Regions from separate parts of the Homo sapiens genome. Here region 2 is linked to region 1. A link is a loop called in an ENCODE intact Hi-C map of the cell type or tissue named here. Cell type or tissue: breast epithelium. All regions are shown on one strand. Links, peaks and the distances in the headings refer to the core of each region. The heading gives the core; the rest is flanking DNA.

Evidence for each region. Hi-C counts contacts between places; a loop is a spot of excess contacts. Peaks named below come from ENCODE experiments on the same cell type or tissue, not always from the same donor. Only the 100,000 strongest peaks of a DNase experiment are listed, where the experiment ranks them.
Region 2: it touches region 1 in a loop (5-fold over the local background); 68 of 110 quality-filtered maps call a loop at or near these places.

What each region holds. Positions count from the first base shown.
Region 1 is chr7:45,137,136-45,153,701 of GRCh38, reverse strand. No RefSeq gene overlaps it. Among named protein-coding and RNA genes, the nearest start is that of RAMP3, 12 kb to the left of the region's middle. RefSeq lists an enhancer at 12,770-12,839. In breast epithelium, for the core only: no CTCF peak of the experiment used is centred there; no DNase peak of the experiment used is centred there.
Region 2 is chr7:45,859,919-45,876,484 of GRCh38, reverse strand. CCDC201 (coiled-coil domain containing 201) reads left to right here and starts at 3,403. Exons shown (of 3, transcript NM_001395235.1): 1 at 3,403-3,495; 2 at 9,991-10,449; 3 at 13,314-16,491. The coding sequence starts at 3,478. The coding sequence ends at 13,400. In breast epithelium, for the core only: no CTCF peak of the experiment used is centred there; a DNase peak (open chromatin) is centred at 8,817.

The sequences.
Region 1 (16,566 bases), core at 5,674-13,673:
ATGTGTGTGCACTGATGAGTATATGTACCTGTGTGGGTGTGTTGTGCAGCTCACGAATGTGTGGCATGTGTGTATGGGATGTGTGTGTACCTGCTGTGAGGTGATGGTGTGTGTGTGTGGTGTATGAATGGGTGTTCATGTGTGTTGTGTGTGGAGCATATATGAATCTATGTGTCTCATGATTGTGACTGTGGTGTGGGGCATAAGTGTATGCACACGTGAGGAATGTGTGAGTGTGTTCAGGCAGAACATTGTTGGCCCCTGCTGGACAAAATACGCACAGTCATTTCCTGGAGCACAACCTCCCCTCTCCCACCACATCATCTGACCCTAAGCATGCTGACCCCATCCCCCTCTGCCCTGCTCCCACCAGGCGACATAAGCAAAGACTCAGAGCTGGTGCCAGGGCAAGTTTGGGGCCCTGAGCATACCTCTTGGCTTCTTTGAACCTTGGTGAGCTCAAAGTTAACTGCAACAGTTTAAAACACCTGTTATGATTATTTGGGGTGTGAGTTATGAGTTTTATTGCCTGCACTTGACAATAAAAACAATGTCATTTAGGAGCAGGGTTCCTGCGTTGCTAAGAAGGAAAAGTACTTTGGAGACTGGAGAGCACAGTACATGTTAAGGGTCATTCTCTTAAGAACGTGTTTGCCGTCTCCTCCGAGGGAGTACAGCACAGTGACAGAGGGAGGGAGGCAGGAAGCCCCTTCCCACGTGACATGGTGAAGCAAGAAACCATGAAGCCCCAAGGTGCCAGCTCTGTGCCCAGGATCACTGTCTCAGGGTGAGGCCTAAGGAAGCACTTACCCCAGAGAGCTCAGTACCATGTGCTCCCTGTTGGTTTGGAAAGCTCAGGGCCACACACTCCATTGGTTTGGTTGTGTGTCATGAATCCCTGAGGAAAAGATGAAGCTCTGGATTTCAGTAGAAGAGAGAAAGGGAAAGATCAGTATGGTTCATAGAATAACGGCCCCCAAAGATGTGCGTACCTAATCTCCAGAACCTTTGTCACCTTACTTGGTCAAAGGGTCTTTGTGGATGTATTAGTTAATTTCATGTGTCAACTTGGCTGGGCCACGGTGCCCACATACGTGCTCAGACACTATGCTGGGTGTGCTGTGAGGGTATTTTGGATGAGATTAACACTTAAATCGGTGGCCTCTGAGCAAAGCAGATTGCCCTCTTTAATGTGGGTGGGCCTCATCCAGTCAGGTAAAGACGCGAAGGTAATGAAAAGACTGACCTCCCCCAAGGAAGGAGTCCCCCCACAGATGGGCACTGGACTTAAGCGTGGGCTCTCCCCTGTGTCCCCAGCCTTCCAGCCAGCCCTGCAGATTTTGGACTTGCCAGCCTGCATAACCCCATGAGCCAATTCCTTAAAATAAATCTCTTTCTGTATATCCACACATCCTGTTGGCTCTGTTTTAGAGAACCCTGACTGATATGAACACAGAGGTGATGAAGCTCACAGACCTTGAGGCAAAGAGATGATCCTGGATTATCTGGTGGGGGGTGGGGGGAGGCCAATTTAATCACATGAGCCCTTCAAATCAGAGAACCTTTCCTGGCTGGATCAGAGAGTTGAGACTGGGGAAGAGAAGTGAGATGTCACAGGTTTCGACCTCCGATGGCTGGCTTTGAAGATGGAGGAAGGAGTCACCAGTCAAAAAATGGGGTGGCCTCTAGAGCTGGGAACAGCCCCCACTGACGGCCAGCAAGGAAGCAGGGGCCCAGGGCCTACAGCCACAAAGAATTCCTCTCCGCCAACTGCCTGAAAAAGCAAGAACACAGACTGCCCTGGAGCCCCCAGGAAGGAGCACAGCCTGCCAAAACCTTGACTTTAGCCCGGGAGACCCACGTCAGAACTGTAGGATAATACACTCGTGTAGCTTAAGGTGCTAAGTTTGTGATAAAATGTTGTGGCAGCCCTAGAAAACTGTACCACCTAATATAACCTAAAACTCATACAACTAACACACTTCACGTCTTACTTGGGCCTCCCCCAGAGCAACCCCTGACACCGGGAATGGAGGTGGGAAAAGCACACAGGAAAATCCCGCAGTGTGGGAGGTACACCCAGCCCTGGCAGCCCTACTCACATCACACACGGCTCCACCCAGAAGCCGCCCTCCTGCTGGAGTACAGGGTCACCCTGTTGAAAAGCCAGCTTGGAGATGAAGCCCTGTGAGAGTGAGGTCCCATCCTCCACAATGCAGTGTACATTTGCCATGTTGCTGTGCAGACTCCACAGGGATGGATATCAAAGAAGAAGCAGGAGGCCCCACGCCATCACTCCAGTGGCCCACATGGGGAAGTCATGTTGCCCATGCCCATAACTCTGACTCTGCAGGTTGGACGTCCTGATCCTACCAGGGGGAGAACAGAGTGACCACTCTGATAGGAGGAGCTGACCCTGATCATTGGGGAAGGAAGGGCTGCGGCTTCACACCGGGGCCAAAAAGGAAGATGGAAAACCCAGGCAGTCAGTCCACTTAGGGGTCTCCGGGCCCTTCCTGGCAGTGCTTTGACAGTAAATGTGCAAGAGCTGCAGCTATGGCCTGGGAGGGGCTGGTGAGACCAGGGAGAGACTGTCCAACATGCTAGCCAAGAGTCAAGGGAACCCAGGAGGGAGAGTAGAGGGCAATGATATGAGAGCAGTGGCGAGAGCTGTAGATGACCCCACGATCTTCCTCTTCTGAGCTTCCCCAGGGAAGAGGACAATAGAATCCTCTCCCTGGGTCCTGCATGCCCCACTACAAAGGACACATTCTGAAACCATCAACTCCCTTAGAACAACCCGAAACCCCTCTTGTGCTGCACTGCATCCTTGAAATTAGGCCTCACTGGTCTTAATGTGTGACTACTTCAGATACTCAGTTTACCGTCCAGCCTCAAACCTGATTAAAGCGGGATGATAACGGCATCATCTAGCGAATGACGGATCGGATTAGAATGTATCTTAAAAGAGGAGATGGATACTCAATAATGGAAAAAGAGTTTAAATTATTGCCTGAGTCACTTCATGTTGAATTCCAAACCTCAAAACCCATCCCCAGGACTCAGGACTTTAGTGTGTAATACCAAGGAAATGGAGGCTCAGAGAGAAGGCTTTGCCCCAGGGAACCCGGCTGGACTGTCCTCAAGTCCGTCCTCCGCTCATGTGCGCTATTATTTATTCTCATTGGTCACCCTTTATTCATGCCTGGGTCCTGGATGACAATCGCCCACCCACCAGGTCCCTCTCCAATGAACGCTCGACTGTGTGCTTTCTCCACAAACAGCTTGGTTCCCACAAAGCCACACGGAAGCCACAGGGGACGGGAAGGCAGTGCAACAATGGATGGTGCTGGCCGTTGTCAGCCGACAATCAGGCTCTGTGATTTTCAAATTTCAAAAGGTCTATGGAGCCCAGACTTAAGGTGAAAAACCTTCAAAGCCAAGAGAGAGGAGAATCCCTCTGGTTGCAAAAGAGTCACACAACAAAAACCCCAAGTCACCTTTTTCTAGGTGGAAACCCCTTTTTCATTTTTTAGTAATTCTGCTCAAAGAGATTCTGTCAGCCTAAAACTACTGCCAGTGACTTCTCCTGCTACCACTCTCCACTCAACACCATCTTTCTCCACACCCCACTGTTACAGAGGAGGACGAGGTGAGGTCCTCTCTGTTAGCTGGCAAGAAGGATGGAGAGAAAGTTTCTGTCCATGCTGGGCACTCATGTCTGCCCCCTGGATCGGTGCCACACTTGATCTTCCACCCACACTAACCTTCAGACACATCACAGATCCTCTACCTTCGCTTTTCTGGCCAATAGGAAGCACCAGTGGCAGATGGAAGGGCTCGATGCAGCCCTGCCAGTGGCTTCTAGACCCAGCCCCTTTCCCCTGCTCCCTCAGGCCTGGGGCTGCAGCTGGATGGCTCCCTTTCTGGTTGGCAGATGTTAGGTGTGCTTCCCCATACAGCGCTGGCTCCTTGGACACCACAGTACACAGACATTCCCTGCTTCAATCTGCTCTTTGGAGAGTATGTCCCATCTCCAGCTAGCACGCTGACTGACCTACCATCTGAACTCCACATTTGTGATAATAGACCTGATCCTTCAATAAAAAGTAAAGTCATGGCTGGGAGCAGTGGCTCACACCTGTAATCCCAGTACTTTGGGAGGCTGAGGTGGGAGGATCACTTGAGCCCAGGAGTTCAAGACCAACCTGGGCAATAAAGCAAGACTCTGTCTCTACAAAAAAAAAAATTTTAAATCAGCCAGGCATGGTGGCATGAGCTTGTGGTCCCAGCTACTCAGGAGACTAAGGCTGCAGTTAGCCGTGTTCGCACCACTGAGCTCCAGCCTGGGTGAAACAGTGAGACCCTGTCTCAAATAAATAAATCAGTTAGAGACCAGCCTAGGCCACATGGCAAAACCCTATCTCTAAAAAAAAAAAAAAAAAAAAATTAGCCAGGCATGGTGGCAAGCACCTGTAGTCTAGCTACTTGGGAGTCTGGGATGGAAGAATCACTTGAGCCTAGGAGGTCAAGGCTGTGTTGAGCCGTGATCGCGCCACTGCACTCCAGCCTGGGTGACACAGTGATACCCTGTCTAAATAAATAAATTTTTTTAAATAATGTAATTTTCTGATTAATTGCCTGATTTGCTTTACTTGAAGTCCCTCAGGTAGTAGTTGGGGAGCCCCTCTTGCACTCCAGTGCTGACTTCATATTGCACTCCTTTTCCCCTTCACCGGGGAAATGAAAAGACTGAGAGGAATGAATGATGTTCAAGTTTACTGCATGCCTTCCTGTGGAATGCATGCTACCTGGGGCAGGGTCCACATCTGTCTTGTTTATGATTGTAATACAGCGCCCAGAACAATGCTTAGTACAACGTGTGCGCCTGACGCATACTTGTGTAATGAGCGAATGAACAAATGCCCTCTGCAAGTTGTGCACGTGCATCAGGAGTGTGACATCACATGGCACTTTGAGAAGCAGTGCGGAGGATCCACCGGAAGCACAAGGACACATGCCTCCGCAGGGAAAGAGATGGGGAGATGGTGAGCCGGTGAGTTTGGGGAATAGCAGGCCCATGCCGAAGTCTCCGCTGGTCTGCCTAGGTCCTGGATGGTGGACGGGGCCGGCTGCAGACAAGGAGCAGTAGTGGAGGGAAGGAGCCAGGCCTGACGGGCGTTGCTGTGAGGCTGACCTGAGCTCAGAGAGAGGCGGGCTGCCGGGCTGGACCTGTGCAGAAACCCTGCAAAAGCACGGGGCTCGGCAGGCTCGACATTCAAAGGCCAGGACAGGAGGAGAAGCCAGCCAGGCTAAGGGGCGAGCTCTGCGGTGTCTGACCTACAGGAACGCCGCTCTTCTCATGCATGAGTGCGGTTGCCGCCGAGGAGCCGAGTACGGGCTGAGCCTGGCCCGCTTCTCTGCACAGCTCAGAGCCTGGAGGAGGTGAGCCGCGTGTGTCCTCCATCCAGGATGCCCATGTACCCTCTCTGAGCTCTCAGCGGCTCATTTCTGCCTTCTGCTGGAATTAACCGGCTCCTCATTTCGCTCTGAGACCCTCCTCCTCCGGGTCAGCTCCCCCAGCTCAGTCTCCTCCTGGCTCAACTTCACCTGTCAAGATGGAGCTGCAGGGTCACCTCCTCCGAGGAGCCTTCCTTGACTCTTTTCTCACATCTGATCTCTGGGCTGGGTGCCCTCCTGCGCTCGCCCGCAATCCCCAGCTCAGGAACTGGGTTTCACCATCAAATGCCTGGGACAGAACTAAATGAACTTTCCCTCACCCAAACACTCTGTACCTTTTTGCAGTTTTGCATTTTTTATACTTATGTGTGTCTTCATTTTCTTGTTTTAAACATTGATATACTGTAGAGTGTTTGTCACTTTTTTTACATATTTATTATAAAAATATTTAATATATATTTTATTAATTTCAATTACAATATCTTTTTGATATTTTATTTAAAATTATTTTATTACAAAATGTTTTATTACAAAATAATTTTTTAGTTACGAAAGTGCTAAATGTTAACGCCTCAGTCCCACTTGTCCAGAGATATCAGTTAAGTTTCTTTTGTGTCTTTTCTGAAGTTTTAACAATATTTCTATTGCAAAATTTATTTTTATTACATAATTTTTTAAGTTTTCAGGGCATCCCCACACACAGGTAGGGCATACATGTATACACACATCTGCACATGCATCTTCTGGACACATGACATTCCCCACCTGCCTAGGAGCTTCCTGGGACCACTGCCCAGTGTGCAAACCAATCACCTCCAACCCCCCAGCTGAGTGTAAGCTAGTCACATGGTGTCTCCACCCCTTCTGCATGGTCAGATGGACATAATACCCAAGCTCCTGCTCAAAGTCTCCTTGCTGGGAATCTGAAATTGGGCTGAGACTTCAGTTCAGCCTGGGACCATTTCCCGAAACTCAGGAGGAGAGAACCCTGGCACTGCCGAGAGATGCAGCCAGAGAGGAGAGGCAGAGAGAACTCCAGTGCCCATGTACTCCCGTGCTCCAGTCCTTCTTCAGATCCAGCTGTGGGGCCAGCCCTCATCCGAGGCATGCACCGTTTCTCGTTGGGCTTTAGGCAAAGTCTGCTTTAGGACAGCCTAGGGGGTATTCGGGGGCAGCAACAGGGTGTGCTATTCCGTGCCTAAGGCCCAACTCTTGCTCATGTCTGGTCTCAGAAGCCAGTGACTCTGTGACCGCTGCCCCCTGGCCTATTGCCCAGTAGGTGGCCCACTTGCCCTCCCTTCCACAGTCATCTCTAAGTCACACCTGGGGTTCCCAGAGCATTTAGTGCTTCTAGCCTTGTCTACCTCTCTTGCCCTTTGACCTTGCTGCCACCTCCACCCCAGCTGGCCCCAGGACAATCGTGGCCTGAGATGGAGAGGCCTGAGACACTCAGTGTAGCCCAGTGGAGCTCAGCCTGAGCCTGTCAACTCCCGTCCACCCCCTGCAGGGACTCCTTACTTGGGGATACAGCCCACCTTGCTCAGCGGTTTCCTCCCGAGCCCAGGCCCACGGCCCTGCTCCCGGCCTGCCTTCGTTCATACTGCTCACAGCACCTGGCTCCGCTGGCTGTAAAAGCCCTTTTGCCCCATGTTGGGTACACTGCCTGATGTCCGCCAGCCCCCCAGCCTTATGCTTACGGGACAGACAATGCTGAAGAGGACACCTCAACTACAAGTTCCAGCCCTGGGTGAGCCTGGCTCCTTTCCTAGAGGTTCCTAGGCTAGCCCCATCCTAATGCTGTTCAAAAGGGCCCCTCAGAGACTATGTCTGGGCAGCCCTCAGAGCCTTCCTGACTGTGTCTTAAACCTTCCTCTCCAACCACAGGGGCCCAGCCTACAGCCTCTACACCCCCCACCCCTCCCATTTGGCTTTCTGTCTGGGGCTCCCACACTCATTAGCCATAGTCCCCAGGTCTGCATCAGGTTGTCCCAAGCCTTCCAGAAGAACAGAGGCTGAGAGGACACTTCTGTAGGGTCCCTACAGCCACGGAGGAGGAAACCAAATCCAAGGGCCCCGGGTGCAGAGGCACAGCTGAGGAGCCCCAAGCCCCAGACCAGTGCTGGAGCGATCCCCAGCACAGCAGCCTCTCCCACTATCCCAAAGACGGTGCCCCCCCGCCATCAGCATTCCCTGGCAAACTTTTCCCATCCTCTGGTTTTCGGTGGGTGGCCACAAATGCCAAAGTAGCTCCCATCACCTTGGAGCACAGAGCTTTTTTTTTTTTTTTTGACACAGGGTCTCATGCTGTCACCCAGGCTGCAGTGCAGTGGCGCCATCATTGCTCACTGCAGCCTCAACCTCCCAGGCTCAACCCATCCTCTTGCCTCAGCCTCCTGAGTAGCTGGGACTAAGGGCACATGCCACCATGCCCACCTAATTTGTTTTTTCTAAAGATGGGGTCTCACTATGTTGCCCAGATTGGAAAAGATTTTCTTGAGAATGTGGCTGACGAGCCCCGCCTACCCATGCGGCCCTTGCCGCCCTTACCCGGCAGAACTGGGGGGCCCAGGACATTCCTGATCTGATTCTCCAAGATAAGGCAGCCCTCCTTGCATCAAATCATGTATTCTGGACTCTCTAGAATCAAAAATAAAAGTCTCAGCAATACTTATGCCTGCCTTATGGGTCTCTCCATTTCATTATTAAAATGGCTTCTCCCCACGCCTGCAGCAGCCCAGCAGTCCTGCTGCGTGGGCAGCCTTGTAGGAGGGCTCAGCATCGCCCCACAGCTGATCCCCTCCTAGGTATGGGGTTAAGTGTTCACCTCTTGGCTTCATCACCTCCCAACTATGTCACATGGAGAAAATTACTTGGCCTTTCTAAGCCCCAGTTTCCTGGTCTGTAAAATGAGGGTAATGTCTGGTCTGGAAGGATTTTGTGGAGATAGCTAAGATAATGATGAAGTCTAAGGCCCTGAGCACAAAGCTCAGCCCGAAGCTCAACGAAGGACAGCTGCCTGCTATCAACCGAGACCTCCCAGTCCCCCAGAGCATCAGCTGCATTCCTGTCCCTATCACTTTCTGTGGATGGCCCCGTGGCCTCCTGTACTGGGTAAAAGTTGATGTGCTCTCTGCTCCCCCGTTTCATCTTTACACGCCTCATCTTCACCCTCCCTCCACTCCAGGGATGGTATATGGGGTTCTGTTTCCAAAGCCAATTCTGCCACGTTTGCCTTACAAACCAACTCTTGGAGCATCTACCCTCCAACCATCTTTCCCGCTACTCGCCACCTTTCATCTTAACCTTTCCCTCTAGTCTTGATATTTCCTGAAAAGGCGCCACTGAAAGCTCCAAAGTACGCTCCTGGTTCCCAACCCCTGTGAACACTGCCAGACCTCATTTTCTCCAACTTTGGCAGCATTTGGCACTTGCGGCCCCCTTACCTCCCCTCCCCCATCTCCCTACTCCCTCCACCCCACCCCCCATACTTTCTCCTTCCTGGTATTCTTCAGTCACTCCTCTCAGTGTCTTTCTCTCCCTCCCTTGCCCTAAGAACACAGGCTTTCTCCAAGACTGGCCCTTGGCAGTCTCTCTCTTCCCTCAGCACCTCTTGGCAATATAATCCATGACCATTAAGACCATGCATTCTGCACCCTGTGCAGACAAATCTGAAATGACCCTGACCTCTCTGCCCCCAGTCTGTCCTCTACCTGTGCCTCAAACTCAACAAGCAGAAAAGCAAACAAGGGACAGCTCCCTGAACCCCACCCTCCAGATACCCTCATCTGAGGACTGAATCACTCTGCCAGATCCTTCCCACATTCAACACACCACTGTGATCCAATTTACACTAGACACACACTAGACACACCACCCCAGCAATAGGATGGGCACACACACACTCTCCCTCACACAAGGCTGGGGCATGGATTCAAGGCAAGATCCCTTTGGAATGGTTCATTCTCGCTGACCTCCTGGTCTCGGAATAGAATCAAGTCCTTGATGCCTTATAGCCACTCATCGCTCTTTCCCCTAATCCTGCTCACAAGAGCCCAGGTTCCTGTTTAATTAAGTCAAAAACAGGACAAAAAGCTGAGAAGAATGGTGAGTCTACAACTTGGAAGATGCTCACCCTGGCTCTCAGGATAGTTACAGTCATAGTCATGGCAGATGCAAAGGCAGGGGAAATATAGTAACATAAAATACAGAGCCAGGGAGAGTGTGAGCAGGAGATGGGGCAAAACTGCATATAGTATTCCTCAGCCGTATGAGAGCGGCAATCCTGTCTTACCCATCTTCAAGCCTCTGATGCCCAGTAGAGAGCCTCGCACATAGTAGAGACTCAGATTTTTGTGGGATGAATGAATCCCTGAGTCCTCTGCTTATTCCTTTATCTTTCTCAATAGGTTACACCTCTAATGAGTCAAAGTAAATGCTGTGGCTGTGAATGGGCTTTCTGACTAAGAGCTCAAGGACACTAGCCTAACGGGGTAGCCTCTCAGTGCTGACTGTGCTTACCCAAAGCCAGACTTGATATCCTGAACTGAAAAAGGGGGAGGCCTTCATCAGAGATCTGGAGGACTTGGTGAATACCAAAGATGGTCCCTGTCAGGGAGGTGAGCATTTGGCACAAGAAGTGTTGAGGAGAAATGCAAGAGACATGGGCCATGAAACTGAAGATGTTCCTTCCAGATTTTCTTGGATGCCAGGATTTTGCTTTGGGAATCTTTTAAAATAATAATAATAATAGTAATATGAAGTAGGCCAGGTGCGGTGGCTCACACCTGTAATCCTAGCATATTGGGAGGCCGAGGAGGGCAGATCACCTGAGGTCAGGAGTTTGAGACCAGCCTGGCCAATATGGAGAAACCCCATCTCTACTAAAAATACAAAAATTAGCCAGGCGTGGTGTCAGGTGCCTGTAATCCCAGCTACTCAGGAGGCTGAGGCATGAGAATCGCTTGAACCCAGGAGGTGGAGTTTGCAGTGAGCCAAGATCACGCCACTGTACTCCACCCTGGGTAACAGAGCAAGATTCTGTCTAAAAAAAAAAAAAAAAAAAAAAAAAAGATGAAGTATGCCAGAAGCTCTTAGTTCATAGGCACTTAATAACTTCATTTTTGTCTGTCCCCATATTACAGGGAGAAAGAAGTAAATAAAGGGCTATTTGTCCAGGGCCAAATGGCTGACCTGGGACTCTCCTCCTTTCTGGATGTCAGAGCAGAGCTGTCCTGAACCCTCATGATAGCAAAAGATCTGAAACTGGTGTTGGTAGTTGGGGAAAGGCAGGCTTCTGGAGAGGTGGGGGGCACAGGCTCCTGTGCAGTTCGCAGACTTGGAAGGCACCTTCCGGGTTTTTGTGTTTGCATTTTCTGCACTTTACAGAAGTGGTACATGTCGTTTTGGGGGAAGAAATAAAAAATGAAGTGAAACAAAAGGAAATAAAAATCATCTGTGGCATATTGACTTTAGAAAAAAAAATCATAATACCTTCCAGCCTACTTTTTACGTTTTTTAGTTAGATTCATGTGAAATCATAACCCTCCAGGCTCCCCTGCTGCTGCTCTGAGAACATGCACTGGGCACCTGGAATGCCAGGTGTGAATGTGCTCTTTGGCTTCCCTGGCTTTCTCGTGTCCTGAGTATGACCATTCTGCCAGTACTGTGTCTGCCGTGATTGGAAATCCTTTATCTGTCTTCATTAGATTTTACAACAGGGAAGATACTGATGTTTTTTCTTAGTTTGTTATGACCATTTTACTATTTGGTAATAATAAAACCTTCTATAAAGTTAAAGGAGTACATGGTGGTAGCAGTAAAGAAGACAGAAATATATCAATTTAAACCTTGTGCAACACAGTAATACATAAAGTGAAAATTATTTTCTCCTCCCCTTTTCAGCCCTACTGTAAAAAGAAGGCTTCTGATGGCTGAATAGTATTCCTTTGTGTGGATATCACAATGGACATCACCAACTTTCTAGTGTTAGATTTTCTGTACAACAAATAACAATGTGATTTCATGGTAAAATCTTTGCACAGGCCTATGTGTTACATTCCTGGAATAAAATGGCTGCAGAGTGCAAAGGCAGCCACACACACAGCTTCAGGAAGTTCTTTCCTGGAAGCCACTCTGGGGTGAGGCCCATAGTTCCCACACTCCCGCCACCTGTTGCAAATCTGAGACCCAGAGAGGGGACGGTGGTTAAGCTAGCATGGGGTCCAGTGATCCCATTACTGGGTATATACCCAAAGGATTATAAATCATGCTACTATAAAGACACATGCACATGTGTGTTTATTGTGGCACTATTCACAATAGCAAAGACTTGGAACCAACCCAAATGTCCATCAATGATAGACTGGATTAAGAAAATGTGGCACATATACACCATGGAATACTATGCAGCCATAAAAAAGGATGAGTTCACATCCTTTGTAGGGACATGGATGAAGCTGGAAACCATCATTCTGAACAAACTGTCGCAAGGACAGAAAACCAAACACCACATGTTCTCACTCATGGGTGGGAATTGAACAATTAGAACACTTGGACACAGGGTGGGGTACACCGCACACCGGTGCCTGTCGTGAGGTGGGGGGAGGGGGGAGGAATCGCATTAAGAGAAATACCTAATGTAAATGATGAGTTAATGGGTGCAGCACACCAACATGGCACATGTATACATATGTAACAAACCTGCACGTTGTGCACATGTACCCTAGAACTTAAAGTATAATAATTTAAAAAAAAAGAAACACACACACACACAAAAGAGCTAGCGTGGGGTCCAGTTTGTTGACTCAGTCAATTGTTGGCTCTTTTCATCCCATAGCACTGCCTTTCCCAAACTTACCTTGGATCATCTCTTCCAATGACCCAAGTAGCACCTAAAATGGCTAAAGAGTCACCTGTGTAGAAATCAGGACAGACATAGGACCTGGAGAATGGCCATACTCTGGGTGAAACAGAAGATAGGTGGAACAAGAAAGCCCGGGAGGCCAGAGGAGTATGTTCACACCTGAGATTCCATGTGTCAGAGGAGGGGCCTGGTAGAAGGTGATTGGGTTACGGGGGCAGATTTCTCCCTTGTTGTTCTCGTGATAGTGAGTGAGCTTTCACAAGACTTGATCATTTAAAAGTGTGTAGCACCTCCCCCTTCTCTCACACTCTCTCGAGAACTCTTCTCTCCTGCCACTATGAGAAGAAGGTACTCACTTCCCCTTCCGGTATGATTGTAGGTTTCCTGAGGCCTCCCCAGCCATGCCTCCTGAACAGCCTGTGGAACTGTGAGTCAATTAAACCTCTTTTCTTCATAAATTATCCAGTCTCAGGTAGTTCTTTATAGCAATGTGAGAATAAACTAACACATAGTCCTTCCTTGTGTATGAAGTTTTCTGTGCATTTCTGGGCCTGTGAGGTTAAGGCCCTAAGCCTGGATGCTGTGGCGATACTACAGTACCACTGAGGTATCCCCACCTCGTGAGGCCTCTTAGAAGACAGCCTGTTAACCTTCTAGTAGCACTCAACCCCGCTGGCCTTCTTGGCTCACAGTGCTTACAAGGACTTCTAGTAACCACTATGCCCAACGTTATACAGCATGTCACAGCCCATAGGAAGTTTTCCCATTTTCTCTTTTGAGCCTCACCATAAAATGCAATCAAAGCCGGGGCAGAATGATTGTCCTCACTCTGGTGTCAAACAGACTTTGTTTCAGACCCTGGCTCCCAGGTCCTTTTCTAAAGTTCTCAGTCCATTTCCTTATCTGCAGAACATAGATGACCCTGCTCATAGGGCTGCTGGAAAGAGCAAATGAAGAAATGCTCCTCTTCCACCCCTGAGCTGGCAGGAACAGTGGCCGCCCCACGACTCCCACTACTGCAGGGCAGTCCCACTGCACTCCACGTTGGCCCAGCCTAATAAGATCTCAGCCTGCAGCTTTTCATGCTTCTGAGGAGTATGGTTTATACACGTAGGCAAGCAGAGGACAGAGTGAGACAGGGTGGACTCAGGCAGGAAGAGACACTGTAGGAGAAGAGGTAGATATCTGGAGAAGAGGGACCTTGTTTGGATGTTTTGATGCATGAGTCTAAGAGCTTGAGAGGAGGAGCAGCCTAAGCACCTGTGGGCAAGGATGGGGAGCAATGGGGTCCATTGACTGAAACACAGATGTCCTCTGGGCATGGAAGACGTGGCTCAGTACAATAATTAGCCATGCAGAACAAAGGAAACCCTACTGAAACACACATTTTATTAAAAATTAAGTCAAGCCAGGCACGGTGGCTCACAGCTGTAATCCCAACACTTTGAGAGGCCAAGGCAGGAGGATCACTTGAGGCCAAGAGTTTGAGACCAGCCTGGGCAACACAGTGAGACTGTCTCTATAAAAAAATAAAAAATACAAAAAAAAATTTTTCAGAGTTCATTTGGGAGGCCAGGAATTCGAAACCAGCCTGGGCAACACAGTGAGACCCCATCCCTACAAAAAAAATTTTAGAAATTGGATGGGCATGGTCATGTGCACCTGTAGTCCCAGCTATTTGGGAGGCTGAACTAAGGGGATTGCTTGAGCCCAGGAGGATGAGGCCACAGTGCACCATGATTGGACCACTGCACTCCAGTCTGGGTGACAGAGTAAGACTCAAGTCACAATTCAAACTTGAAATCCCAAAAGCATGTGTAGGAAGGAGATTCTGTAAATAACTCTGGTTGTTAAGTGAAGAACTAGTGTGCTCAGCCATCCCTTCTTAGCAGTGGTAAATGTCCCTTTTACTGAAATGGATTTATGGAGGGCTTTCTAGAAGTGTATATACCACATGACAGGCAACGGGGAGCCTTTTCCACTCCTGGTAAGATCTGCTCCCTGAGAGCCATGTTTGAGGAACATACGCTACTTGAAAGTTTACTTGAAGACTAGAAGCAGGAGGCAGGAATGTTTCAGCCTACAGAATAAAGGCAGGACAGTGGCAGCATGACTGGACAGGAAGACCAGAGGAGGAGCAGGAGGCTGGGGAGACAGAGAGAGGGCGGAGGGAGAGGGCAGGCAGGATTATCAAAGCATTAATAATCCACTGTAAACCCAACCTAGCCAGGGCCATTTTTTGGAGGAGTGGGTAAGTGTGGAGCCACGCCAGGCAGCAATGAGTAAGGAGGAGCAGGTGTTCCAGATCCAAGTCAGGGTGGCCACAGGCAGCCCTTGGGACCCCCTGACTTCCCTCACAGCCTTGCAGGCCTAGGTGTCTTCCAGTCGACATTTTCAGGCATCGGGGTGCAGAGAGAAAGAAGACACACTCCCTGTCTAAGTTCTCAGTCCATTTCCTTATCTGCAGAACATAGATGACTCTGTTCATAGGGCTGCTGGAAAGAGCAAATGAATTCTCAGTCCATTTCCTTATCTGCAGAACGTAGATGACACTGCTCATATGGCCGCTGGAAAGAGCAAAGGAAGAAATGCTCCTCCTCCACGCCCAGTTGACATGTCTATTTTCTTACATCCCCTTCTTTCCTACCTGAAGGATAACATTTTATGGATACTTGTTTGTGTTTTGCCTTTTTCACTTAAAGTATGTCTTAGAAATACCCTCACCTCAATTGTGGAGCTCTTCCTCCTTTTTTTTTTTTTTTTTTTTTTTTTTTGTTGAGACGGAGTCTCGCTCTGTCGCCTCTTCCTCCTTTTTAACAGCTAAAGAAATATGCTTCTAATAAACCATGAGCAAAAGAAGAAATAAAAATGGAAATGATAAAATATTTGAACTGAAAAATAATGAAACTACCACATATTAAACTTGTGGATTATGGGCCAGTGTGGTGGCTCATGCCTGTAATCCCAGCATTTTGGGAGGCCGAGGCGGGCGGATCACCTGAGGTCAGGAGTTCCAGACCAGCCTGGCCAACACGGGTGAAACCCCGCATCTACTAAAGATACAAAAATTAGCTGGGCATGGTGGCGCATGCCTGTAGTCCCAGCTACTTGAGAGGCTGAGGCAGGAGAATCATTGAACACAGGAGGTGGAGATTGCAGTGAGCCGAGATAGTGCCATTGCACTCCAGCCTGGGTGACAAGAGCAAAACTCTGTCTCAAAAAGAGAGAAGAAAATAGACATGTACATGCTCATTTGTGCCAAAGAAATATAGAAAAGGATAAATGAGGAGCTAAAGAGATTGGTCACCTAAGAGAAGGGTGGAAAAAGGGTACCCAGGGGGATGAGAACAAAGTGATAGGATGGGGAGGGGTACACTCTGCGTCTCTAGCCTTTTGTGTGACTCTTAGAGTTAAAGTAGAGTTCACACACTCAAAAAACAAGCAAAACCCAAAATGGAATGCAGACAGTAGCACTTGAGCTTCACAGCACTGCAAATGAACAGCACAGCTGCATTGAAGGGAGCAGGGAGGAAAAGAGCTCACCTAAGTCATTGTGGAAAACAGTACCGGGACTGGATCCTGTATGGCTAAAGGCAAAAAGAACCGCACAGAAATCCTGCGATGGGCCAGGCACGGTGGCTCACGCCTGTAATCCCAGCACTTTGGGAGGCTGACGAGGGTGGATCACCTGAGGTCAGGAGTTCAAGACGAGCCTGACCAACATGGTGAAACCCTGTCTCTACTAAAAATATAAAAATTAGCTGTGCATGGTGGCACGTGCCTGTAATCCCAGCTACTCAGAAGGCTGAGGCAGGAGAATCACTTGAACCCAGGAGGCGGAGGTTGCAGTGAGCCGAGATCGTGCCACTGCACTCCAGCCTGGGAGACAGAGTGAGACTATGTCTCAAAAAAAAAAAAAAAAGAAATGCTGTAATGTAGCCAGTGAATGTATTTCCTCCAAGGGTGTGGCAAGCAATTCTGAAACTACTTGAGGCATGGACTAGAACTGAAAAAATTAGTAAGAATATCATAATAATGACAGCTGGGTTTCTCACTGTTGGAAAAAGAAGTTACAAGTGAGGAAAGGCTAAAGCGAGCCCCATTGTGTTGGTTTGGAACCAGAGGTATCAGTATAAACTCAGGACTTTAATCTGCATACAAACAGATAGACACAGAAATACACATGCATGTCCACGCGTGGGTTAGCAGACATGCGTATATTTCCTAGCCTGTCTGCTGATGAG
Region 2 (16,566 bases), core at 3,884-11,883, 720 kb before region 1:
CTTTGTGCTGTATTTTGGGACATGAGATGGGGTCCAGGCTAGGTCCTTGGCAGCTCTGTGATCTTGGGCAAGTAGCCTGATAGCTCTGTGCCTCAGTTTTCCCATTGGCAAATGGAATAGCACCTGCCACATCAGATTTTTCTGTATCAGTCCTTGTGATAGAAAATAATTACACTATAGGAGGTCAGGGTTCCTCACCAGGTAAGAGGGTTGTCATGGTAGTCATTTGAGTTACTGTTTTCTTCCTTGTGCTCAAGAGGGCCCTCTGGGAAAGTCATTGTGGTTTCTTCGTCCTCTACAAGATTCAACATGGCCTCACCCTGATGGCTCTCTGATGCTGTCTGCCCCTCTCTCCTGCCCTCTGACCCCTTCTAACCAGGACACACTCTGCTGTCCTCTTGACTCCCCAGCATACTCTCCCAGTTTTAAGGTCTGACCCTTAATTCCATCAGCAAAGTCTCTTTTCCCATGTGACAGAACAGATTCACAGGTTCAGGGGAATAGGGCGTGGTCATCTCTGCAGGCCACTATTCTGGGGCCAAGTGGTACTTCTGACAAATACTTGTCATGTGCATCTGTTTCATCCTTGCCTGGAACTGTTAAGGTCTTATGACAGGGAACTTAGACTTTTGTGCTTTCAAAAGTAATTCAAGACTCCAGTCTAAGAACAAACCACTCTGTCCTCAGTCACGCCCAGGTGGCACATAGTGCAGGGAAGAGAGACCTGAGCAGGAACTGGGAACCGGGACCAAGCAGCCCCCGCTGCTTCACTCCAGTATTCTGCACAAGCCTCTCCCTTCTGCTGCCCTCAGTTTCCCCATCTGGAAAATGAATTGACGGTGCTAAGGGAGCTTTACCTTCAAACACTCTTATTCATTAGGTGTTGTTTTTAGAAAAAATGCGAAACAATTAAGTGATGTTAAAGTTTATCCACCATCCTGCCATCTGGATGTCACAAACGCTACCATTTCTGTGTGTCTCTTTTTGGATATGTGTGTACATATGTGCCTGTGTTAATTTTGTTCTTTTTTTTTTTTTTTTTTTTGACTGAAGCCTCCTCCTCCCGGGTTCAAGCAATTCTCGTATCTCCGCCTCCCAAGTAGCTGGGACTACAAGTGCACACCACCATGCCTGGCTAATTTTTGTATTTTCAGTAGAGATGGGGTTTCACCATTTTAGACAGGCTGGTCTTGAACTCCTGACCTTAGGTGATCCACTTGTCTCAGCCTCCCAAAGTGCTGGGATTACAGGCGTGAGCCACTGTTCCCAACCCTGTGTCATTTTTAAAATGAGATCACACTATACTGTCTATTCTATAGCTTTTTTCTCCTTTAATATATCACAAACATCTTCTCTGTAGTGTGTGTATGCACACATGTGTACATCCATGCACATACACATGTTCATACTCACATACTGGCTGCAAAGTATTCCTTCCCTCAGACTCATTCTAATTTATTTCATCAGTGTCCTTTTCCTGGCTTTGCACACTGCATCTACTTGGGCTTTTAAAGATAACACTCCATGGCTACCAGTAACAGGAAATAAGGAATGACTCAGTTTGATTATCTCCTGACATACTCATACAAGTGGAATTGCTGGTTCAAGGCCATCCATACTTTTAAGTGTATCATACATTCACACCAACTTGCACTCCAGAAAGGCTGTACCCCTAGAGCCCCACCCCCAGGGTAGAAGAATTTCGAGCCACTCTCAGCACTTGAACCTGGAGCCAGTCACCCGGCTGTGTTGCTCTGCGCCAACCAGGGCAAGTTGGGATGGCTCTCTGACAAACCCTTTCTAGTGCTCTCTGAAGCCTCAGGAAGAACCCAGGATTCAGGGATCTCAACCTCTCTTGCCACTGAGTGTTCTGAAAGCGGACAGTCAGAGGGTGAGGGTGAGCATTCACCGCAGGCCTCAGCTCTGCGTGCTGTACACAGGCCTGGGTGCTGAGAGCCGCTTAGCTCTGCAGCCGTGCCTCCTCATTTAGGTTCCTATGTGCAGATGTTTCAGAGCTGGGAAAGCCCTCACATAGCACTTCATTTTACAGAGAAAGGAGAGAGCCAGTGACAGCATTCATTCACCAAAATCACATGGCAACTTAGTGGCAAAGTTCAGAAAAACAATACAGAGTAGCAAGGGATAAAAAGCACTTATTTTGGAGTCAGACAGTCCTGGGTTCTTGTCTTGGTTCTGCTAAATACCACTAGGTAAACTCCAGCAATTTGCCCCACAACTATGGGCTGTCTTTCCCTTATTAAAACAGGCTTACTGGCCGTGCATGGTGGCTCACACCTGTAATCCTGGCACTTTGGGAGGCCAGGCGGGCAGATCACGCAGAGTTCGAGACCAGCCTGGGCAACATGGCAAAGCCTGTCTCTACAAAAAAGTACCAAAATTAGCCAGGCATGGTGGCATGCACCTGTAGTCCCAGCTACTTGGGAGGCAGAAGCAGAAGGATCCTTTGACCCCAGGAGGCAGAAGTTACAGTAAGCCAAGATCACATTGCACTCTAGCCTGGGTTACAGAGCAAGATTCTGTCTGAAAAAAAAAAAAAAAAAAAAGTAAGTAAATGAATAATAAAATAAAATAGGCACACTAAAAACTTTGCTTTGGGGTTGTTAGAAAACTGAGATTATGTCTAAGAACAAACTACCACAGATCATTCTAGTCGTTACTAGCTTCTGAATTGCTCTTTTTAGTTTCATTCCCCAAAAAAGTTAAGGCATGGTTAGAGATTACTATTAGTATAGATCAGCTTTAGTATAGATTGGTAAAGATTAATTTACCATTACTCTGTGGCACGTGTTGCCTTTCATTCGTGCAGTGGTTCCTAAGTGGACCTGCAGCAGAGCAACACCTGGGAGTCGTTAGGTGATACCAATCACGGGTCCCTGCCCAGGCCTGCCCAATCAGGAACTGGGGCTGGCCCAGCGCTCTGGGCTCTAACAAGCCCTCCAGGAGGTTCTGAGCAGCTCAAGTTTCAGAAGCACTCAATGAAGGACTGACTGGTAAGGAGTCTTCTGCAGAGAAACATACCTTGTAGTCCAGTGGTTGTGGGTCCTCTTTTCTTGACATGGAAACGTGTTTTTTTTTTTTTCCAGTTGCCTTGTGGATTGAGTTGGGGTGGTAATCTCCTTTCCCGTAGGTGGTTATGATGCACATCAAACAGTATTTGGCACAGGTGGCTTGTTGCTGGGGGGTGGGGGGGTGGGGCGCAAGTGCCCAGCCAGCCTTCACTTCCCACAGGCTCAGGTGCACACAACAGAAACCAACAAGGGGAAGACCTAGAGGGCGAGGGAAACCTGCCCCACACCTGTGCAATGGCGTGGCCGTCAGGCTAACTCTGGCTCGGGTGGGCTCCTGCATACCTACCTGGGCCTAAGTGGGGACACAGCAGGTATTTCTTGGTGCTGAGGGCCACAGGGTGGGCGCTGCAACTGCCCACTTGGAAGCCAGCCCCAGAGGCAAAGCAGGATGGAGCCTGGGGTGCAGGTAGGTGGGGAGGGGTGCAGCCTGGGAATGAGATCTAGCTGAATACAGTAAGAGGTGGCGGGTGGGTAGGAAGGAAGGGCCCTCAAGGCTGCCCGAGCAAGAGGTTGGTTGAGGACTGGCCTTAGGCCTGGCCCTGTCCTGAGCTGGCACAAAGCTGTGGCCTGGTCCTGGTGGCCTGTGGGTTGGGCAGGCCGGGCACTAACACCCTGGGGTCCTCGGGAGCCTTGCCCAGAGTCTCCTCTTGATGCCCACGACATGGCCTGCAGGAGAGATCTTCTGCCAGAGCCCTTGGGCTTCCACATCTCATCAGCCTGGGCTCTGAGGCCCCAGGTGTGTCCCAGGCCCTCCAGATTCCCCAGAGCCCACGCACAATCTCAGTGACATCAGGTGGGGTCAGACATTGTCCTGAGACACTGGGCATTGGTCCTCCTCCATCTCCTCCCCTGGCCTGTCTCATGAGGCCTTTGGAACCTCAGCATTAAGAACCACCTTAGCCACAGCCCTTAGGGAAAGCCAGGCCACCAAGGGGACCAGCAGCCCCAGGGCACAGTGACAGGACACCTCATGCTCTAGATGCAAAAGGAAATGCCATCCTGCAGAAGTAGATCACAATCCCACCTGAAGTTAAAACCTGTCCTTAGCACCCTGCGTTGCATACAGCTCTGGAGCCTACAGCTCCGCCTGCTGGATGGAGAAGTAACTCCCTCTCCCAACCCAGCAGTCCTGGGCACCCCATTCCTAGTTTCCCGTGCCTGGGCTTCTTCGTCAGAGAAGTAGGGATTCTTTTTCTATTTTTTATTTATAAATAGAAAATGCATGCCTGTGGTTTCAAAAGTGATCAAAAGTATAAGAGCATAAAATTTCAAAAGCATAAGATGCACAGTGACCACTGCTGTCCTCCAGCCCTTTCCCCACCATAAGGAAACATTGTTTTTAGCTGTTTCGAATATCCTTCTATAGAGTAACTCTCTAGAAGGGGAGTTGGTGTCCAAATAGAATACTAACTTACAAATTTGAGTGCTACCAAATTGCCTTCCATAGAAGATGTTCCAGTTTCCAAACTGCCTTCCATAGAAGGTGTTCCAGTTTCCTCCTTGTGTTGTCTAAAGTTTTCATACTTCTAAATTTTTGAAGTCCGATAGATAAAACCAAATGGGAATTTGGTTTCATTTTGATCTGCATTTTTATTACTGAGAATGAGGTTCAGCATGTGTATACTGAAGGACCAGTTTCTATGAACTGTTAAGAAACTGTGTGGATTTATCCATCAGGTTGTTGGATGTTTTTCTAAATAGGAAGATTCACTGCTTGTTTATCTTCTATAGAAATTGTGGTTCATCTTTTGTCTTTGCATTGGTGTATCTTTTTTCTTTCCTTTTTATTGTAGAAGTTTTTATAAGTTTATATGTAGTCTAGCTCTTTTATGGCCTCTATGTTGTAAGTCATAGCAAAGCCTTACATAAGTTTATAGATAATGCACTGATAGTTCCTTCTAATACTCTTATGGCTTTCTTTTCTACATGTAAGTCTTTAATCCACTTGGAGTTATCTTGGTGAACAATGTGATATAAGAACCCGACTTTGTTTCAGATTTTTAATTTTTTTGTTTTTTTTTCTGGTAATTTATGAATTTTTAAAATCTTAGATTCCTTGTCATTTATTTTAGTGTAAGCCATGAGTTACAGGGACTTGGCTTTGCTGTTATTATTTTTTTCCCAAGTGGCCAACCAGCCAGAAGAAGATGTGATGAAAGAGAACAAAAACACATTCTTCTCTAATTATTTGAGATGTACCTTCTGCCACATGACATCCTCCTATGCATGTCTGGGTCATCTGTTCTGGGCATACATTTGTAAAACATACTAAATTGTTTTCTCTGTAAGCTTTCAATATATTACAATATTTTATCAGAAAACATCAAATTATCAACATTTAAGTACTGATTTTTAGATCACTTTTATAAATAGATTAGTTAAAAGTAGTTTCTGTTAATAAAAATATACTTAATGTTACCTTGCAGTTTCTGTTTGATAAAAGTCCCAGTCTGTCTTCTCACCCCCATTTCTTAACTTTACTCTGAGATCTCAATCTCTTTTTTGAAGTTGAAGAATTTAAAGTCTTTCCAGTGCTGATTATTCTCCAAGTAACAAGATAATCTTCTATGGGATTTTGATTTTGTTGTTGTTGGTTTTTTTGTTGTTGTTGGTTTGTTCCTCCACCCGCCCGCCCCGTGATCTAGCATGGGCTTAAAAAGGTGAATCAGTCTCAGTTACTACTTTATTTCTGATTTTCTGTATTTTTTTCCTAGGAGTTCGCTCTATGAATGTTGATGCTGTATTGTCTGTTGTAATCATAACAGCTATGCATTTTGGTTTTGGGTTTTATTACACTGTACTTCCAGTTTTGGTCTTGTTTCATGTATTTTGCCATAAATTCAACCTTTTCCAATATAAATATTGATGTCCACATTTTTTCATTTGCATTTCTGTGGCATTATCTTTGCCCATAATTCTACTTTGAAGCTTTCTACAGTACTTTGTCTTAGGTATGTCTCACTGTATGCAATGTGTAGTTGGATTTTGCTTTCTAACCCAATCTCAGTGTTTTAATAGGTGAGTTTATTGTTTGCCTTTATTAACATGACAAATATATTTGGCTTCTAGTTCTTTCAGCTTACCAAAGGAGTCATATCAATGGTAAATAAATACATGAAAAGATGTTCAACTTCTTTACTCATTACAGAAATGCAAATCAAAACCACTATGCAAGTAAGATGCTGCTTGTGCAAATGAGATGCACTACTAGACTGTCAGAAAACTTTTTTAAAAATTAAAAATTGGCAGTGCCAAATGTGGGTAAGAATGTGGAGCAACTGCTGGCTGCGGTGGCTCACGCCTATAATCCTAGCACTTTGGGAGGCCGAGGCACGTGGATCACCTGAGGTCATCTGTTCGAGACCAGCCTGGACAACATGGCAAAACCCCATTTCTAATAAAAATACAAAAATTAGCTGGACATGGTGGCACATGCTTGTAATCCCAGCTACTCTGGAAGCTGGGCAGGAGAATCGCTTGAATCCAAGAGGCAGAGGTTACAGTGAGCTGAGATTGCACCACTGCACTCCAACCTGGGTGACAGAGCGAGACTCTGTCTCAAAAAAAAAAAAAAAATGTGGAGCAACTAAACTGTAAAGTAGCAGTTTTCCAGCTTGCCTGTACTATTCTTCCAACCCACCAGCAATGTACGGGATGCTGGTTGGTGGGATAGAAACATGGTGCAGGCAGGTTGGAAAGCAGCTTGGCAGTTTCTGATGCTGACTCATGCTGTGGAGTAAATCCTATCCTTCAGGTTATTTGGAGTTCACACAAATCCAGTTTTAAGGGCTTTGCTGAAGGAAACGATGTACAAAATAAACATACTCCAAGAGCAACACAGTAGAAGCTCTGTAAGTGGTCATGATCAACTCATCATCCCAAAAGGAGGAGGCACTCCCTCCCTCCTTTCCGGCCAAGACTGACGGGTTTGGGATGTGAAGCCAGACCTCCACAGAACAGTTGCTCCTGGGTAAGCCTTGGTTTCACCAACTCTAGTTCACACCTCATTGTTGCTGCTTCTGTTTCAGGCCAATAAGCCATCTGGGTTTGAATATTTCCTCTGGTGACTTGACTACAATTATACTTACCTCATAAGAATGCATAAGAAATCAATGAGAACAGATTTTAATGTTCCAGCACACTCTACTGAATAGATGGTTCCAAGAAGAACCTTCCTTAGACCACATTTTTTTTCAAACCTCTTCTGCCCTGGCCTCATTCTAAGGCCTTGGTGGGAAGTGAAACACATAGCTCTTTCTATACTATCTCATTATGCCACATTCAAATATTCTATTGTGCATGTTTTGTTCAAAAGAGTCAGTGACATGAGAAATCGTCAAGGATGTGGAAAACTATGTAACAATGTGTATTATGATTCCATTTATGCAGATACCTAAGTTTTTTCCTTTATATATGGAATGCATGTGTCATATTTGCTTACATGGAAATATGCTGGAAGGAGAGGTAACACAGTGCTAAAGGAAACTACCTAGAGGGAGAAGGACTAGAGAAAGGTTAAGACTGGACTTTCAACTGGACTTTCTAGTATAACTTGTTTGTTTCTATATTGTTTGACTTTAACAAGAGGAATTCACTTAGAAAATGAGAGCTGTGTTTAAGTGCTACAGCCCCTTCCCCTGAAAGCTGAGGGCAGGGTGGTTGAGGAAGGGTCCTCCCCAGAGTGGATGCAAAAACCATGTCAGAGTGCTGGCTTTGAAAAATACAGGGCTCATCTCCTAGGATGATGTAAGACTCTTTCCATTCTTTGTCCAGCCATCTGTGCTCTGAAGAGTGAGGGGAGTCCTGAGGCCTCACATTGGGGATGAGGTGGGAGAAGCCACAGACCAGGGACTGTGGCTTCTCCTTAAATGCAATTTTCACTATCTCTTCTATGTCAGCCAGTCCCTAAGATGGCCATCGGTGACCTTCACAATTTGGTAGTCATACCTTTGTGGGGTTCTCCCACACTGAAGAAAACTGACTGGTGCAAGCAATAGGTTTTGCAGAAATGAAGGAGTGTGACTTCTGAAGTTAGATTATACAAAGACATTGCAGCCTCCATGCTGTGCTCTTTTGGCCTACTCTCCTTGGAGAAGACTATTCTGTATCTGGAGGACACTCAACTAGCCCCTGGAGAGGCCAGGCAGAAATAAACTGAGGCCTCCCACCAATAGCTAGCACCAAATTGCAGGGCATGTGGGTAGTGAGCAACCTTGGCATAGAACCTCCATCCCCAGTCAAGCCTTCAGATGAATGAAGCCAATACCTCAATGACAGCCTCATGGGTGACCCCAAGCCAGAACTTCCCAGAGAGGCTGCTCCCAAATTCCTGACCCATAGAAATTACAATTACAGATGTCTGTTTTAAGCCACTATGTTTTGGTGTATTTGTTACCCAGTAAATAACTAATATACTTTCCCACCACTTTGAATGAATATCCCTAATCCATCTCAGGTTTAAAGCAAGTGCTCATCTATCTCTTTGTTCTAAGAGAAACTTAGCTCTCTATTACTTCACCATCATTAAAATGGTTTCTAGCTGTGCCTCCCCCAAAATTAACTACCAGATAATCCTCTCTGTGTACAAATGCATACAATAATTTAGCAAAGTGGTGACGTCCTTGAACTTATGACACAGTTATCAGCCTGGGAAGAAGCTGCAAGCCAGTCCTGAGCAGGTGGACTCCTAGGTGCAGCCCTCAGGGTTTCACCTTAGACTGGAGTGGACCTGTTTTCAGGAATGCTGATGTGCTTTTTTGAGTCTCTCCTAGGTACATTCTGCATTCTTGTGATTGCTGGCTCTGTCCAGGCAATGGACATGCACTTGCTAATTATACGGTATTGGCAGGCATGCATCAGGAAATGTTAAAATCATTCCATTTTTAACATTCTTTTCTTTTAGAAAAGTTCCAGTTTTTTCTACACCCTGAATGACAGTGGCTTCCTTAATTGATTTAGGATGTCATTGCCTGCAGCAGACATTGTAACTGGGCACTGTTACTCCTACTACCAAAAAATAAATGCCGGAAATTGTTCCATTCAAGTGGGATTAAACATAAAATGAAAAATCTGATATTGCTTTGGCAGTTACCTCCATTGGTAGTAAATCGGCCAGATGTGCGGAGATACCAGTTAGGAGCACGCATGTGTGTGTCTGAGACACCAAGAGATCATTACAAAGCAATTGGACAACTCAATCTGCTGTCAGGTCACTTTAACATGGACAGACTTCAAGGGGCACTGCAGAGGCACATACCTTATGGTGAACACAAATGTGCTTGCCGGGTATAGTTCATCAGGATCTGAGAAAAGGGTGTGAGTGCAGGAGCATGATTCACTTAAGGCATTCTTTTGGAAGAAAACATTGGCTGTGATGGAATTGTTACAGTCCATCCTGGGGCTTGGGGTTGGGATGTTACCTCCAGGGCACACAGCACCTACTGCAAGCCACCTGCCCAGTGTGCTTCACCTGTTCATAAAATACTACAATGTTTGTCAACAGTTTTGCCTTTTTATGTTGTGAGTCTACAAGTCAGGATGATTTCATTGACAATGCCTTACAGATTTTTCTTGGTGGAAAAATATGGTTACCTGAATGTTATCTATGCTTCAATCCTATTCTTGAAAAATACATCTCTGACAATGCTTACTGTTTTGACAATAATTACATCCATGAAAAGGCAAGCACAGAGGGGCGTGGTCTAGCCCTGTGCAGGGTTCCATCTCAGGGCCTGCAGTTCTGCCCCTGGGTTCTGCACACTCCCCTCTCTGGGCGACAACTTAGGTCTGCCTCATGGGGCCATCATGCTTAAATAAGAATGTGCCTGGGGTCAGAGTTTAGTGCCTGTCTCAAGGCTCCCCAGGACTTTCTAGGACTCAAAACTCTGTTTTTACTTTGCAGGATCTAGGATTGAGCTCCTCTGAGGATGAGAGCCCCTCTCTAGCAATCAGGAGCCCCACCTTGAGAAAGCCCCTGAAACACAGCACCCCTGAGGAGGCAGCCCTGGGTTGGAGCCCAAGGCCATCGGGAGGTGCCTCCTATCTCAGTGGGTCCCCAATGCCTGCACACTTCTCTCAGGACCTTGCATCCCACCCAGCAGGGGTCAGCCCTCCAGCCACTGTTAGGAAAAGGAGGCTTTCTACTCTCTGGGCCTCCAAGGAGTCCAGCTTGGATCTCTCAGCTCCTGGGGAGGAGCCGCCCACATCAGCCTCCTTAACCCAGCGGCAGCGGCAGCGGCAGCAGCAGCAGCAGCAGCAAGAGTCCCTCCGGGCAAAGAGCTGGGCACAAAACCCTGGATTGCCTGGGATCCTGAACACAACAGGGAGGAAGAGACGAGACCCGAAGAAGCGGGCAGCTGCGGTATGCATTAACCCTGTCCCTGCCCCATCCCTTTCCCCCAGGAGTTCTGGGTCCCTGTGGAAGATTAGGAGAGTGAGCACTGCTTGGGACATGGAGCACTCAACACCCTCCTTCCCCCAATTAATGCTCCCATGGCGTGGCATTGGGGGCCAACACACCCTTACTCTGCACATGAGGTCACATGGGACAGGATCAAGGCTGTCCAGCCTTTCTGACACCTGCTGCTGCCCTGTCCCAAGACAGCTCTCTGCTCTGAGGGCCCCCGTGACTGATGCTGCCTATGGTAAACATGAGCTTCCTGGCCTCATGGTCTGGCATCCAGACCCAGGCTGCCGCTGGCTGGCTGCTTTGTCATTGCTCTTTAGCTCACAGGAGTCTGGGTGATGACTCTTTCAGCTTTGGGGCTTTGCAGACATGTTGGGGTGACAGGGAAGGTCTGATATGTCATCTTGTTACAGAATAGCAGAAAACAGCCTATTCTAGTAAAAATCTGCCTGGCTGTGCTGAGTCTCTTGGCATCTTCCTATGCTTTGAAGAGGGAGCTGTTACATTCCTGGAGCACTCCTGCATTTCTAAGGACCTGGCTAGGGTGGCTCTGGTGTCTTTCCATGGACCATTGTGACAGGGATGTCCCACCTTCACCATAGCCAGGTTTGCAGGCCCTTGCCACAGCTGGAGAACCAGCAGGGCACACACTGTCTCAGACCTACTTTTTACTCTCAGAGGCCATCTTCTTCCTTTGCTAATTGGAGATGCTGTGAAGCTGAAAGGACCCAATGAGAAGAGGATTGCAAGGGCTCTGATCCCCAGGGTAGCAGCCAGTTGGGAGGTGCCCTGGCCCTCTCCTGGCAGAATTCTGCCTCCTCGCCCATTTCCTGGTTTATCCTCTGGCCTTGTTCTAGTAGCTTCCTGAGAAGGGGCACTTTTCCGGCCAGCAGTCTTGGAGCCCTTTCTCAGAACTGGAAGGCCCTGTGTGCCCCTGTCCCTGACTCCCACCTGCCCAAGCCTCTCCAGGTCCCTTTTGTGGTTCTTGGTGGTGCTGAGTTTCATTTTGGGGTGAGTAGTCTTGCTCAGCTGCAGGACACTCCCTGGGCCCATCTGACTCTGGAAGACCTTCCCCTACTTTTCCTTCCTAACCTTGGGCTCTGTGTTCTTTCTCCGTCTGTGATCCTCTGCAGTTGGATGTTGGACATCCTGATTGATTCTCTGAGTTTCTTTTCTATTTGCTATTTAGCCCTTTCTTCTACTTTTTAGGAGAGTTGCTCAGTTCTGTCTTCCGAGGTTACTGCATGATGATATTTTCTTCCTTGCCACACTCCCTCATGTTCTTTACCCTGGCTTGCTTGCTGTCTTCTCTCACCTTCTGAGGGTGCTGATTTTGCAGTGGAGTTTTCCAGCCTCTCTTCCATGCCCTGCTGTCCTGTGGCTGTGCCTGGCTGCTGCCTCCCGATTTGGAGGGGGCCATCACAGGGCTGGGTGGGAGCTGACGGAAAGCCCCGAGTTCCGAGTGGGAACTGTCCACCAAGGGTCACCCGGGGGTTAACTGCTTCTTCACTGCACCACATCTGCCACCTCTTGCTAGTCAGCATCCCCATGGGTTAATGTTCCCACCTGCGGCCAGGAGAGGTGGGACTGGCTGGGGTATTCTGGGAGCTGAAGGTGAGAAGGGACCTGAAGCTCTCACTATGGGTAGAGCTTGTGGGGAACAACCCATGTGGAACGCATGTTGTGGATGCTCCCGATGGAGCATCCCAGCGGCCCCCAGCTGAGCCTGGATCCCCACAAGGCCCCTCTGTGGGATCAGAGGCTATTGCATCTTCCTCAGTCGCTGTGACAAACTGAGTTTCTGGGAGTCCAGACAGGCAGTGCCTGCGCCACACAGCCCTCTGAGAGCCTCAGCTCTCAGCAGCCTCCCTAGAGGTCACCCTCTGTGGACGGACATAAACACTGGGCACCAGGAAGGCAGCCCCTGCCTCGGGTAGGGAGGGGCACTGGGAATTCGCTGGTCCTCCTACCAGATGATCATGGGATCTTGCAGACCCCAGCCTGGCCCTCTCTGCTGGCCAGCAGTGGTGCTTAGAGCTTTGGCCACTCTGTCTCTGCTCCAGGACGCCTCCCGGTGGCTCCTGCTGGCTCTGGCTCAGGCCTTCTGCTCTTACAGCTGGCCCTCTGGAGGCCACTCTCGTTCCTTATTCTCAGTCCTGTGGGTTTGCTTCTGTCTTACACTTTCAGGGCGTTAGGAAGACACTGACCACTGACCCATGGTGGGCCTGCCATTGTTGGCCAGCGGACCCCAGCTACACTCCACGTGATCTGACTCAGCCACCCAAAATCCCCAGGTTCCAGTCTCTACTCCATCCTGGCATCGTGTTTAGTGTCAGGAGTTTACCCATCCTCGTCTTCCCTGTGCTGAACTGGGGAGGCCTCCTTCATTCCCTGCTGCAGCTGCCCTAAACACCCTCCTAGAAGAGGGGGTTCTAGAGAGCACAGTTACAAAATCCCATCTAGACTGACCTATGCACCTGTTCCCACGCAGGCTCGTCTACTCCATGCTCGCAGCCTGTCTGCCCCTTCCCTGGAACTTTTTGTCCCTGTCCCCTCCTTTGTCAGACACAGACTTCATCTGCACCTTACCCCATTCACCTATACACTCGTCTGTCTCCACACCAAGAGTGGGCCCTCTGGGTGGCACAGTATCCCATTTGAAGTATGTTTGAAGCACACAGGCAGAATTGTATAGGGCTGGCTGGGCCAGCTGCAGACCTTGAGTGGGCATTTATTTTCTAAAGCACATTTTGCAGCAGAAGAGCTTGTCTCCAGTAAAGATGGATGCTGCTATGGGGTGATGCCTTTCCTTTAAACAGATGGAGCGAGTGCGACAGTGGGAGATCTACGTGCTTCAGAACATTGAGGAAGCCACCCAGCATGAGCTCACCATCGAAGATGACTGAGTGCTTGGTGCCAGGACAGGAAGGCAGGGTGCTCTAGAGCTGCCTGCCTTGGGCTGGCTTCATCGTCCACATGGTGCCCTCCTTGGGCTGGCCCCCAATGCTGTTGCCCTTCTCCATGGGGTGGGAAAAACAGGTTTGAGAAGATCCTGTTGCTTAGACTGTAAATGTGTTTCTGGGAGGCATTGACATTGATGAGGGTCAGCAGAGGTGGCAGGTTAAAGAAGACAAGGCTCTGCATGGTGTGTAACTTGAGCCCTGGGTTTTCCACTGCCCAGCTCTGGCCTTGGAGACAGCTCTCTGCTTGTCTGAGCCTCAGGTTCCTTACCTGACACATGAGGAAACCCCATCCCAGACTGATGAAATGACTGTGGAGCTGATGTCTAGGCGAGGGCGGCCGTAGCCACTCAGCCTTCTCAGGAAAGAGTTGGGCCAATGCCCCATGAGCATATTTGAGACAGCAGGATTGAAGGCCTGAAGCAGGAACTGGAAAGAAAATCTCTGCACTGGATGGTGGGTTTCCAACCCTATGGTTATGGTGGTCTCATTGGAGCACCAATGGTGAGGGATGTATGTTCCCTTCCCTTATGTGGAGAGGAACCAGGTTTTGAGAGGAGGGGAGTGCCCATAGTCCCACCCCTAGAGGGTACCTACCTCCTTCCTCAATAGGCTGTAGGAGAAACCAGACTGTGGGATCCCAGGATGTTTGCAGATAAAGGCAAGGAAGCTTAGAGGAACTCAGAGGCCAGTCCACCCACACTGCATGGCTGAGAAGTCTCCAGGAGTCACCACACCTGGTATCAGGGGCAGGGTAGGTATCCTAGTGAGCCTGAAATGCCACTCTAGGAAAGCCCCAAAACCGTGATTCTCACCTGGAAGGCATTCTGGAAATCTGAGAGTGCTGGCTGTGTTTGTTGAGTGTGTAGGGCTAGAGGAACTTAACCTTTAACAGTTACATGGGCCAACCCCCTACACTCTCCAACGCTGTGCTCCCTGCTTAACATCAGGGTCCCACCCAGGTGATCAATAATACGAAGGTAATACATATTGTAAGGAAGAAGAAAGAGATGTCCAGGTAGCTTCAGTTTAACCCAAAGTCAGCATCAATTCTCCCAAGTACAGGCATCTCAGCAAGACCTGTTTGTGTGGACATGTTATGGTTACTAAATACAGAGCTAGAGTTTATTCATATAAATGTTTGCATCATCCACTCTAAAAAGCTTGCTTTCTACTTCCTAAAAAGAATGCACACATTTCCAGCCTAGTCCTACACTGCCTCCCTTCAAGTGTGCGGACAGGTGGGCTGGCATCTGGAGTCAGTGAGAAGGGCAACCCCTAGATGAAATCTGAGACTGGCTTAAAACATAGGCTCAGACTGGCTTAAAAGATAGGACATAATAGATTCTAAGGGCATGTGAGGTCTAGGATGTTCAGTTTTAAGAGACAGGTGAAAAGTTTAGATCTGCAGGGTGGGTGGAAAATATTCCTGATCAATAATTGGGTTCTTCCTGGAAACACCCACATTTCTTTGGAGGTTTCCAACAGAGAATGAGATTCTTCACAGGAGGGATTAGATATAGCGGCTGCAGTTAGACAGTAACTTCATATTTCATTGGATGTTCTATATGAGTGATAAAAATTTATTTACTGTGTAGTGTGTTTAAACATTTATAGGTTTTATGAACTAGTTCCTCCTGTATAAGCTATTAAAAAGTTTACTTTTTTCTTTTTTTATAACTTATATATTATTGGGTTACAAAATTATCAGATTTAAAAAATGTTTATTTTACAAATTAGAGTACAAAGAAGCAGAAAAAAACTGCCTATATTGCACACCATAGAGATAAATACATCAGAGTAATTCTTTCCAGTCTTTACTATTAAAAATAAACTGTTTTCATGAGAACTATTCCCGTGGTCTGTGTTTGATGCAAAGTGATTCAGGCATGTAGTTATGTTTCTATCTCGTTTTTCAAAGAATGAAATTCAAATTCAAAATGAGTCCCTGGAGGAAGAAAAATAATGTGAGTGACTCTGGGGAAGTGTGTCCTTGAAAGATTGGGAATTATCAGCACTCAGAAGAATGTTTTCACATATAAGATGATTTCCTAGATATTCATATTGCATCTTCTACATATTAGCACAATGTACTTACTATGTTTTTACATATTTGGAGTATATGCAGTTATCCATAGGCACTCTAGTTAAAGTGTTCAAAATGCAATCTCTTGGATTTCACAAATGGTGCACATCACATGTTCCATCCATGGGAAGATACCTACAGGAAGCAGCTAAAGACAGAACAAGTCTTGCTGCCCCAGCGCCTAGACATGCCTATGGAACTGAGTCTCTGTTTGGCTGCTACAAAGCTTTCCAAATTCTTGGGGACAGGAGACGATGAGAAACTTAGAAAGGGAGACAGGGCATTCTCAGACTGAGGGACACGGAGAAATGAGTGCTGCCCGCTTATGTTAGACATAGGGCAAGATTTCTAAATGATCATCTTTGAGGAAAATAATAAACAGCTAAACAATAGCCCTGGTAATAACACCAACAATGCTCACTTAGAGGTAAGCATAATGTAACTTGCAGCAATTATTTGGGATAAAATAGATCTTAACTCTCACTGTGTATGCGAACCCATGTATTTTGCAGAAAATGCAGTTTTGAAACCTGTCAGGCCCCTGAGCCCAAGCTAAGCCATCATATCCCGTGACATGCACATACACATCAGATAGCCTGAAGCAACTGAAGATCCACAAAAGAAGTGAAAATAGCCTTAACTGATGACATTCTACCATTGTGATTTGTTTCTGCCCCACCCTAACTGATCAATGTATTTTGTAATCTCCCCTACCCTTAAGAAGGTTCTTTTTAATCTCCCCCACGCTTAAGAAGGTTCTTTGTAATTCTCCTCACCCTTGAGAATGTACTTTGTGAGATCCCCCCGCTGCCCACAAAACATTGCTCCTAACTCTACCGCCTATCCCAAAACCTGTAAGAACTAATGATAATCCCACCACCATTTGCTGATTCTCTTTTCAAACTCAGACTGCCTGCACCCAGGTGAAATAAACAGCCATGTTGCTCACACAAAGCTTGTTTGGTGGTCTCTTCACACGGACGCGCATGACAAAACCTATGAGGAAAGGAAGTGCATTCTTGTACA